2 separate regions of the Homo sapiens genome follow, and region 2 is linked to region 1. Evidence: chromatin contacts called from ENCODE Hi-C data. All regions are on one chromosome and are shown on one strand. The core of a region is the stretch at or near the end of the contact, and the rest is flanking DNA. Distances in the headings are between cores, read along the strand shown.

Evidence for each region. A loop is a pair of places that touch in the nucleus more often than their neighbours do. Pooled maps may share reads with other maps.
Region 2: a loop to region 1 is called in a pooled map, with 2.0 times the contacts of the local background. The contact joins the enhancer-like site here to the promoter of SLC9A9 in region 1. A Hi-C loop is called at or near these places in 2 of 50 pooled maps.

The regions. Positions count from the first base shown.
Region 1 is chr3:143,844,829-143,850,638 of GRCh38, reverse strand. SLC9A9 (solute carrier family 9 member A9) reads left to right here and starts at 2,171. Exons shown (of 16, transcript NM_173653.4): 1 at 2,171-2,491. The coding sequence starts at 2,317.
Region 2 is chr3:146,501,297-146,507,106 of GRCh38, reverse strand. No RefSeq gene overlaps it. Among named protein-coding and RNA genes, the nearest start is that of PLSCR2, 35 kb to the right of the region's middle. RefSeq lists enhancers at 1-356, 2,981-3,030, 2,668-3,484. Within about 2 kb of position 3,191, at least 10 of the 41 ENCODE cell types and tissues checked have a DNase peak (open chromatin) inside an H3K27ac peak, as active enhancers do.

The sequences.
Region 1 (5,810 bases), core at 922-3,421:
AGGGGCCACACGGGGACCATGAATGAAAGAAGAGGGATGAATGGACTTGTGGCAAGCTGGTTGCAAATGCAGCAGGCAACCACTCAGCCCCAACAGATTGTGGCCATGTAAGAAGGGCCCAGTGTGCCAGATCTTACAAGTTTTTCTTGCAAAAAGCCATATGATTTTTTAAATGTTAAATATACTGATTTGAATGTGTTGACATCAAACCTAAAACTTTTTAAAAAGACGTGTAAGCCAATCAAAACATTCTATGGGCCATTAATCTTTTGTCAAGTTGCTTCATTGGTTAAAAGAGTGAAACTGGATGTCACGGATCAACCAGAGAATGTTTATTCTACTCAGATGGAATAATTGTGATAAAAGAAAACCAAAGTAATTCAATAATGACAAAAAACAAAAGGACAGGAAGTTTCTGAATTTGTGTTATCTTGTATATCTGACAACTCGACTGAACCTGTGGAGTTGCAAAATCATAAAGGTAGAACCTGCTAGCAAAGCTCCATGAAATGCTTGCAAGCATTAGCTGATAGGTTTCAAAACAGTATGAATATTAGTCATCACAGATATTCCTGCCAAAAAGGGTAGCGTGTCAGAAGAACATCTGCAGCACACATAAATACCCTCTGCTAAGTTAAACTCAGAGAGGAAATAAGCTTCCAAAGTTGCACAAAGCAAAGATGCTGAAACAGCAGAGCTTTGTATTAAGGGGTTGATAGACTTGCTCTCATGGTGAAACTGTTTGTTGAGGAGGTAGTTAGCTCCCAATAATATTACATGCTTGACCTTTAGCTTTTAGTGACAAAAATTGTTTCAGGACGCATTTGGGCTCAGCCTACTCAATAAGAAATCACATTGTATAAATTGAGCATTAATTGTGTCAAAATGGGGATCATAAGTGATTAATACTCCCAAATTACAATGATATGGTAAAATGAAAAAAAAAATCAGCTAACCCCAGGATATACCCAAATGTGTTATAGGATCAAGTGTTAAAAGCAAGCAGGTCATAATATTTGCTAAGAAAAAAGAAAGAAAAGGAAAAAAAAGCTGCAGAACCCATGGTATTATCTTGAACTATTTTAAAGTAGAAAAATATGAAATCAGACAGGAGCAACCTGCCACATGGAAGATGATCTGAAGAATCATCACTCTTATGATCAGAATCCTGTGAATACAGAGCTTTCATTTCTGGTGGCAGAACCATTTCTCAGTGAGCAACATTGTTTTGCCATAGGACAGAGGAGGTTGTGATCTATTGCAGATTTCTGTGGGTCCTGGATGCCGAGACCAGGAACCCTACAAAGAGAAATCCATGCATGTGGCGTTGCTGAGGATGGCTGCGTGAGTTTCTCTTTCGAAGTAATGTGTTTTGTTTTTTTTCTTTTTTGTCTCAACGTATCCAAACAGTACAGTTGTAGAGATGGGGATGGAATTTTATTTGTCTTTTGCTTTCATTGTTTTCTCTTGTTAAAAGAAAAACAATTGATTTAGAGTTTAAAGGCTGCTCTGCAACTATCAATTATATAAAGCCAAATAGAGTCATATACTAAATCCTTTCTTGCTTCTCAACTAAAAAAAAAAAAAAAAAATCCTGTGAAATCACTTTAGGTTTGCTTAACCAATGTACAGTCATGATTTGAGAGCATAAGAAACCCTATAAGAAACCCTATGCCTTAAGTGAATCCCATTGTGAGATACTTGAGCTATGAGGCGGAAGTTTCAGGCTAAGCAGTGTAATATCTTTTCAGGAGGCTAATATGCTGATCCATTTAGAGCACAGAGGCTGATTGATAACTGTGCTATCAATCCCCATCACTTTGGCAGGTCTTGGTTAGAGAGGAAAGATCTTGCATTTAGGTGAAGTTGAGTCAGGAATTGGCTTTTTGAACTTAGAAAACGTTGCTAGTGTAAGGCTACCTTTTTTATTATTAATCTACAGTTCATATTTATGCAGCTTAAGAAGACTTATTTGGAATAATAAGACCGTGATTCAAGATCTTAGCATCATTGCTTGCAGATTTGTCCAGTATGAAAGATATTTTCATGAGATGAATCACTTAAAGACATTAAGAGTCAGTGATGAAACCACACACTCTCGAGTTTGAAAAGAGACAGGGCTGCTTTAAGAGAGAAACAGGAAGTTGTAACTAGAAGCCATCTGAATACTAAGCCAGGGCAGAATGCTTGTGAAGTAGCAACTAAAGTGGCAGTGTTTCTTCTGAAATTCTCAGGCAGTCAGACTGTCTTAGGCAAATCTTGATAAAATAGCCTTTATCCAGGTTTTTATCTAAGGAATCCCAAGAAGACTGGGGAATGGAGAGACAGTCAAGGGTTATGTCAGAAAAGGATGAGTATCAGTTTCAACATCAGGGAGCGGTGGAGCTGCTTGTCTTCAATTTTTTGCTCATCCTTACCATTTTGACAATCTGGTTATTTAAAAATCATCGATTCCGCTTCTTGCATGAAACTGGAGGAGCAATGGTGTATGGTGAGTGCATAAATTGTGAGATTGATGTGAAACTTGTTGCTTGAGCGTAATTAGAGACTTGTGCTCAGATAGCAAAGTACCGAAACTGGAGAAAATGTGCTGATTGAAATGTCATTAGTTTGATGAAAGGTGCTGCAGCGTAACGAATGCTAATCTCTTTACAGACAAGCCGCCGAAATTTGCCATGTCACGAGAGCAAATGTCACAGTCATGTTCTCACACGGCACATAATGCAAGTCTGTTGACAGATGCGGGTCCATTGTCATGTGGGGAGTCGAGGGCGAGCTGTTTGTTTTTGTAATGATGTTGGGAAGTGATGGCTCTGCAGTCACAAAGAGCAGCCTTCTCTCACTGGCTGCACCGATGAACATTACGAAGTTCTAGAAAAAACATCACTTCAAAATGCCTGGAGTAATTCCTCTTATATCAACTAATTTCAAGAAGAAAACTTGCAGAAACTAACCCCACCCCTCTTAAGAGAATATTGTGTCCAAGTCCTTTTTATTTATACGAACAGTGTCTTATTTTCTTATAATAAAAAGTTATAAATAAACGAGAGTTTCTTTATGCAGTACTTTTTACTTCTTAGCCTGATTTCAGATGTTCTAATTTATAATGATCATTGCTAGTGTTATTTGTTATGTATCTCCTATTTATGTATTGGAGGCCAAGGTGTGGAAAAATATTTAACACCTGCAGTATTGCTCTTTCTGGGCAACTTACCGTATCATTCCTTTCAGAAAGTTTAATAAAGTCTGACAGAGATTATCTGTCTGTACTCTCATCTTTTAAAGTAAAATGAAAGACACCAGTTTTTACTGGTGTTACTGATGAAATAGTTTACTTCACTGCTCTTATCTCAGCCTGATAATGGATAGGAAGTTTGAACACAATGGCAACAGGCAAGGCATTGCTATAATTTATAGCAAATAACATACTTTTATATTTGGGGTTTCCTCATTTTGGAAATCCTGAAACCCTTTCCTAAGCCTGAGATTCAGGGTACAGATCAATGCACATTGTATATGCTAATCCTGTGGTGTCCTGATATTAACAGTGTATAGTTGTGATTTCAGAACCTAAGGAATCCTAAGCCTTAAGTGGATCCCACTGTGAGATACTTGAGCTATAAGGCGGAAGTTTCAGGCTCAGGAGGCTGATATGCTGATCCATTCAGAGCACAGAGTTAAATTCCTTGGTACTGAGGGTCTTTTAAAAATTTTTTGCTTGGGAGTGGGGAGGGACAGCATTAGGAGATATACCTGATGTTAAATGACGAGTTAATGGGTGCAGCACACCAACATGGCACATGTATACATATGTAACTAACCTGCACGTTGTGCACATGTACCCTAAAACTTAAAGTATAATTAAAAAAAGAAAAAAAACATAACCCAAATGCAAAAAAAAAAAAAACCTTTTTTTGCTGTATTGTTTTATTTATTTTTTAAAATTTAGTGGAGACAGGGTCTCACTATGTTGCCCAGGCTGGTCTCCAACTCCTGGCCTAAAGAGATCCACTGACCTTGGCCTCCCAAAATGCTGGCATTACGGGCATGAGCCACCATTCCCAGCCAGTATTGAGGGTCTTAACGGGCACAAGAAAACTCTCATTTAAGAGAAAAAAAAAATCACAATCAGGTGGGAGAGAAATAGCCAAACAAAAAGGAGGGGATGCCATCAGATGTGAAGCCCTAGGTTCCTGTCATTTGCCTATCTCCATCATGAACAGAATTTTTCTCTTGACTTGACTAATAAGTAATCTGCAAGGATATGGAATAGAATCTGAGAAGCCAGAAACAATGTAATTCTTGATATCATATTAAAGGGACATATGTGCTTTAGCAAAACTACCCAGATTTAATAGATTGCCAACCTTTATTAGAGGGAAAGATTTCTTCACATCCCTGAATTTGATTGAACTATGACTCATTTACCAAGTTCAATGGTGGGGATATTGTTTTCGTAAAAGTTTTGATAACCTACTAAAATTCAGTCATGTTTTGCATTCACAATACATACAGTAACTCTTACTTTTGAATCTGAAAAATTCCAGGTTACCTTTAATCCTGCAAAACTCTCTGAAATATTTTTAAATTGTGCTTGAAATAATAAAATAGTAGTTCATTGACCACTGCTATTGAGGTAGCATTTCTCTAAATTGCTGTTCTTAAGGCAGATAAAGGCTTAAAGTTTATGAGTGGAATTAAGTTGGGTTCTCTGATTCCTATTCTTCTTTCATGAGTTTTTTAAAGTAAAAGTTATTGAAAGCAAATTCTGAACCAGTGCAATGTAAAAGGATTATAAAAATTATGGAGATATGCATATATATGTATTCTCTTACTAGAAATTTTGAGTATCTTTCAGTTATCTTGAACTATATAGATCAATGAAAAGACATATTTTAGTGATGTTTAACTTTTTCTTGGCATAGAATCATAATTGTTAGGATGTCAAAGAATTTTAGAGGTTATCTTCTCTATCCCCTTTATTTTAGAGAGGCAGAAGCTGAATCCCAGAGAAGTGAAGGGACTTTCCAAAACTGAATAGCCACTCATGACTGGTCCATGTGCTTTCACTCATCTGCATGTCTTACTAAGGTTCACGTTCACCTGAAAGAACTCTCCCTGTGTTTTCTGAAAGTACTCCATATGGGTGGCATTCATGACTTGTCACATTTCTTCTTCAGGGATGTCCTAAATGTTATATCTTAAATGCTTATTAGGAACTTTCTATCAGTAATGTAATAAAATAGTCTGAAACTACACCAGAGGAACATGATGGGATACTGTAGTAAACACTTTTTAATGATAGGGGAAAGGAGATGCCAAGTGAATTAATTGTCCAACAGCTATAAATGAACTTGGAATCATAGATGGGGAAGGAGCCTTAAAGATCATAAATCCAGCATTCTCATTTTGCAGACAAACAAATGAAGACTTAGAGAGATAAAAGTCGTGTAATTAGTTAGCTGTTGAGGTGGGATTCAACCTCCATCTCTTTAATAAGAGATGCTAAGATATTTAAAAATAAGTAAATTATTGCAATAATTTTCCTGGAGAAAGGATGTGTCTGTGGGATCTAGATGCATCCTCATATGGTTAAGCTTTCAGGATTAGCCAGATTCTCTTTTCCAGGAGGTCTAAAAGAGTGAATTTTCAGCATCCCACATTGTACTATCCCCCTTTCCATTAAAGGATTAAACTCTTAGCTTTTGCAAGAGCAGGGGGGCATGGTGATAACTAATGGGGAAGAAAAGAAACAAAACTATGTTTAAAACTTAAGCTTTTTGAGCTATGATTGTGCCACTTCACTCCAG
Region 2 (5,810 bases), core at 1,942-4,441, 2.7 Mb before region 1:
GGTGGCCTGTGGCTCCTGGTAAACAGAAAGGATAGCAATGTAATTGAAGGCTGTTGTGACTCCTCTTATTGTAGGCCAACTTACAAATATCACCAGGAAATAAAGTCTCATCATTCTCATTGACTAGACAATAAAAGAACAATGGGCCTTGTAAGGTGGGAATGAGGAAATGGCACAATTAAAAAAAAATGATTGGTTAACATCAGATTACTTCAGGTTACTTTTTTGTAAGGGTTAAAGCAGAGGGACTTCCTTATTATGCTGACTCAATCAGATTGAAATTTCCTGTTTTCAGGGGAAAAAAATGGTCTGCTTGGGATCTGTCTGTTTCCTTAAAGTTTCAGTATGATTGTGTAACATTTGGCATGAGTGACTCTATTGTGGTTTAATCTGGTTTGTTGGAGTCTAGTGCGTGAGCTCACTCCAAAACAATGACCTCCCACAATTTTTGTTTACACACACACACACACACACACACACACACACACACACACGGTATATATTCACTTTTTTTACCCCTATTGGTTCTCTTTCTCTGGAGAACCCTGAATAATATGCCAACTTTCCTCTTTCCTCTATAATCAACTTCAATGAATATTTCTGTACATGTATCCTTGTGCTCATGTCAAAAAAAGCATTTATGATTATCCTTATGAGTAAAATTGCTGCTTCTAAGGGTCTAAACATCATTATGAAATATTGTAATATTGCTCTCCAAATAAATCATACCAATTTATTGTCTAAACACCAGTGTATGACCATCACTACAGCTTTACATCCCCCATCAGATCTGGTATTGTTGGGTTATGTTTTGTTTTGGTGAATTCCCAATATTTTTAATTGGGAATCTCATTCTTGTTTTCATCTGCATGAAATTGTGAGGTTGAGTATGTTTTCATTTGTTAAAATTAGATGTTCATGTTTCCTCTAATGTGAATCATCTTTTTGCACACTTTAGTAATTTTTGTATTTGTTTGCTGTCAACTTTCTTATTAATTTGTAGAAGTTTCTTTTTATGCAACCAAATCTTTTATAAGTTTGTAGGCATTGTAAATATCTTCTCTCAGGATATGGCTTTTAATTCACTTTATTTGTGAAATAATATTTTTGTTGTCTAGAGAAATTTTAAATCATATCATTTTTTCAAGGTTTGTATTTTTTTTCTTTTGTTTTGAAGGTTTATTTTTCATAGATAGGTCATTACTCCATTTGGAACTTTTTAATATATGAGTAGATATCTAATTTTATTGTATACAAACAGCTAATCGCTCCAATAACAGCAAAGAGTTCATCTTTTCTACTGATTTGTATTGCTACTTTTGCCAGCCATCCACTTTTCATAGATTTATGGATCTGTTTCCAAGCTTACTCTCCTATTCTGTTGCTCAATATTTTTGTATAAACAATTCCCTTCAAATATTCCTGACAGCTTATTTCCTCTTGAATGTTATTCTGGTCTGGTCCCCTTAAACAGCTGCAATTTATTGATGGAACATAAAACAGGCAAAAGGAAGGAGCAAGACACAGAGTTAATTTAATATCCTGATAAAATAGATCAGCCTTTAGTATTTTAACAGCTATATATTATTTATTTAGTAATTTTGGTTTTGTTTGTAAACAAGCAAGTTATATTGTGGTAAAGAAGAAATATGGGAGTCAAAATAAGACTTTAAAGATGTATCTAATTTTGTAATTAAAATACATTTCCTACTCAACATTTTTTTAATTTTATGTAAAATATTTTAGGCTACACTGTGCATGTTTTAAAACCACTTGATTTTAAAGCTTTTTAATAGAAGAAAAAAGATACAAAGCTGAAGTTGTAAGGGTAAGTGTTAAGTATTGAAGTTTTGTGGGCCTAACAAATGACTGGTTTATATAATTTGTAGAATACTTTTTTATTTTACATACTTACCTAATATAAGTGGTGCCTAAATAAGTAATGCTTTATAGGACGAATTGATGCAGGTGGGAGAGTCACTGTGATATGAGACTGTCAGAGGCCTTTGAACCAGAGCAATTCTATTGTGAATAGGGGCTGGATAAAGTAAGTCTGAGACCTACAGGGCTGCATTCCCAGGAGGTTAGGCATTCTTAGTCAAAGGAAGACACAGGAGGTAGCTCAAGACACAAGTCACAAAGACCTTGATCATAAAACAGGTCGTGGTAAAGAAGCCAGCCAAAACCCACCAAAACCAAGATGTCAAGGAAAGTGATCTCTGGCCTTCCTCACTGCTCATTATATGCTAATTATAATGCATTAGCATACTAAAAGACCCCACCAGCACCATGACAGTTTACAAATGCCATGGAAATGTCTGGAAGTTACCCTATGTGATAAAAAAAGGGAAGGAACTCTCAGTTCTGGGAATTACCCGCCTCTTTCCCAGGAAACTCATGAATAATCCACCCCTTGTTGAGATATAATTGATAAATAACTATAAGCATACTAAGTCAAGTAGCCCATGCCACTGCTCTATCTATGGAGTAGCCATTGTTTTATTCCTTTACTTTCTTAATAAACTTGCTTTCACTTTAGTCTATAGGCTTGCCTCTAATTCTTTCTTGAGTGAGGTCCAAGAACTCTTCTCCTGGGGTCTAGATCAGGACCCCTTTCCAGTAACAAAACTAGGGAAAGTTATCAACTTAACTTACAAGTAAATTAAAATAAGCTTAATTCAACTGAGTAAATATTAAATACACTATCAAAGAGAATACAGTCAGAAAGACAAAAAACAAGGAGGGAAATGAAGGAGAATCAAGAATGTTTGCATTCGGCCGTGCTCGGTGGCTCACGCCTGTAATCCCAGCACTTTGGGAGGCTGAGGCGGTGCGGATCACGAGGTCAGGAGATCGCCACCATCCTGGCTACCACGGTGAAACCCCGTCTCTACTAAAAATACAAAAAAATTAGCCAGGTGTGGTGGCGGGTGCCTGTAGTGCCAGCTACCCGGGAGGCTGAGGCAGGAGAATGGCGTGAACCCCGGGAGGCAGAGCTTGCAATGAGCCGAGATGGCGCCACTGCACTCCATCTTGGGCGACAGAGCGAGACTCAGTCTTGAGCCCACAAGAGTACAGGGAGGTAAGAATGTAGTGGGTGTCTGGCCAAGCTGGGCTTAAGTTTCAGTTACAGCTGAATCTGCACAAACCCCTGCACTGCCGCAGACTCTGCAAATGAGTCACCAACCAAACACTGCTGATGTTATAATAAGGAAAATCCATGTGCACTGAATTCAAGAGTATTTACAGTTGTAGCCACCTGTGGACTTACTGGTGCCCCACTAGAGAAAGGTCTTAGGAGAAATTTGTTTCACAAATGAAGGGAGAGAAAGTAAAAAAAGAATTTGAGATATGTAAAGCACTTGACTTTGCCTACTCACTAGAGTTTCTAAGTATCTCAGTCCTTTTGTTCCCTCTGCTGACTCACGTCAGAATCAGTGTAGTTCCGTGTAGTCTAGCCTGTTCCACCAGATTGAAATCCGTTCCCTTGGGAATGGTGGGAGTTTATTTTCTGGTAACATTTGTCAATTGCCTTGCAATAAAAGGAGTCTTTCAATTAAATCTATCCTTTCTGTTTACCAGGTGCTGCAGGCCACCTATGGGTTGGGTAGTGGGAGAACAGGGAGTCTCAGTTAACAAAGAATAGTAGACCATTAAAAAAGAAAAAAAAAAAAACCTGTCTGAGATTTGCATCAACTATATTTATTGAATCATTTTCTGATCTGTGACTCAAATGGAAAATATATACCCTGGGAATTTGAATTATTATCAGGCAACTCCTACAGATTTCTGTTTGTTTTCTTGTTTGCCATAACTCATAGGAGATTACATTCTGACTTCTAAGGAGAATGATGTGAAGTTCCCACAGAGAAACTCCTCATATAGGTAGGGGCCAGAAGAGAACAAAGTAATCCCATGTCAGTAAAAAAAAATAAAGGAGATATATCCCATCATGTACTTGTGTGTCTTTGTGAGCTTTGTTTTAGGACTCATGTTGACTAGGACTAAACCTGATAACCAAGACTCATGACTCAACCACCTGCTTGGGCCAGACAAGTAAGATAAATGCATAGTACTACAGGTGTAAGACATCCAGCAATGAGGGAAGGTAGGTGCGTTTGTCTGTTTTACATTGCTATAAAGAAATGCCTGAGACTGGGTAATTTGTAAAGAAAAGAGATTTGTTTGGCTCACAGTTCTTCAGGCTGTACAAACATGGCACCAGTATCTGCTCAGCTCTGGTGAGGCCTCTGGAAATTTCTACTCATGGTGGAAGGCAGAGAGGGAGTAGGTATGTCACATGGTAAGAGAGGGAGCAAGAGAGAGAGGGGAGAAGGTGGCATAAAAAACAACCAGCCTTCATGTGAATTAATGGAGTGAGAACTCACTCATTACCATGAGGACAGCACAAAGCCATTCAAGAGGGATCTGCCTTCATGATCCAAACACCCTGCACTGGGCCCGCCTCCAATATTGAAGGTCACATTTTAATATAAGATTGAGAGAAGACATACTTCCAAACCATATCAGTAGAGAACCAAAACTGCAGCCCAGCTAATGTCTCTCAAATTAAAAACACACAAGCAGGATACTTTGCTGGCTAAATTCTCAAATGTAGTCTGGCCTAATTAGCCCTAAATGTCTCCATTTGCACCCACCTACCAGTAGTTTTGTCATATCCATAAAATACTCCTCAGAAGAAAATAATTGAATAAAATTTAAGTATTTAAAATGATTTATTATAAACATCAGCATTTTCTCATGATTAAAAGTGGAGACCATGGAAATATCCCATTAGAGTTAGTCCCAGCTGTGCCGCAGTTTCCTCTGAGCAGTTTTGAGCTTTGGGCAAGTCATATAACTTTTCCATGCCTTAATGTTCCCATCTGTAAAATAGGCCTATTAACAGGGGGAACCAACCAGTCCACCTGTGGCCACACTTCTAAATAGTTTCAATACAGTTCAAAGGGTTGTTTTAAGAATTTTATGAGTTTTGATATGAAATCTTCATTGAGCCATGTCTGGCATGTTGATAGCAAGCAGCACAATGGCATTACCTATTATTATGTTACTCACTTTTCCCCTTTAAAGTGAAAGTCTGTTTGATATCTGAGTATCATACTTGCATAGTGTTATGGTCTGAATGTTTTTGTTCCCTTGAAAACTCATATTGAAACTTAACCCCTAGTACAACAGTGTTAGAAAGTGGGGCCTACTAGAAAGTGTTTAGGTCATGAGGATGGAGCTCTCATGAATGAATTAATGCTGTTATACAAAGGATTGTGGGAACAGATTTTCTCTCCTGTTCTTTCAGCATTCCTCCCCTCCAGATTATGCAGGGTTCAAGGCACCATCTTGGAAGTAGAGACCAGGCCCTTACCAGACAGCAAACCTGCCAATGCATTGATCTTGGACTTCTCTGACTCCAGAACTATGATAAATCATTTCTATTGTTTATAAATTACCCAGTGTGTGGCATTCTGTTATAGCAACATCAAACAAATTAAGACGCAGAGTTCAGTTATTCTGAAATCCTTTAACCACTTGCCTTTAAAACTTATTTTAAAATATCATTTCTAGTTAAACTTTGGAGCAGGTATATCCACTACACATAACCTATTAGCTAGGGTTCTTTTGGCACAGTGATTGTTGTCATATTTTAGAATGTATATAAATTTCCTGGAGAACTTGATAAAATGAAGATTGCTGGGCCCATCCACAGAGTTTCTGATTGAGTAGATATCAGACTTTTCCAGAGAATTTATTTGCATTTTAACAATTTCTAATGTGATACTGATTCTGCTGATCTG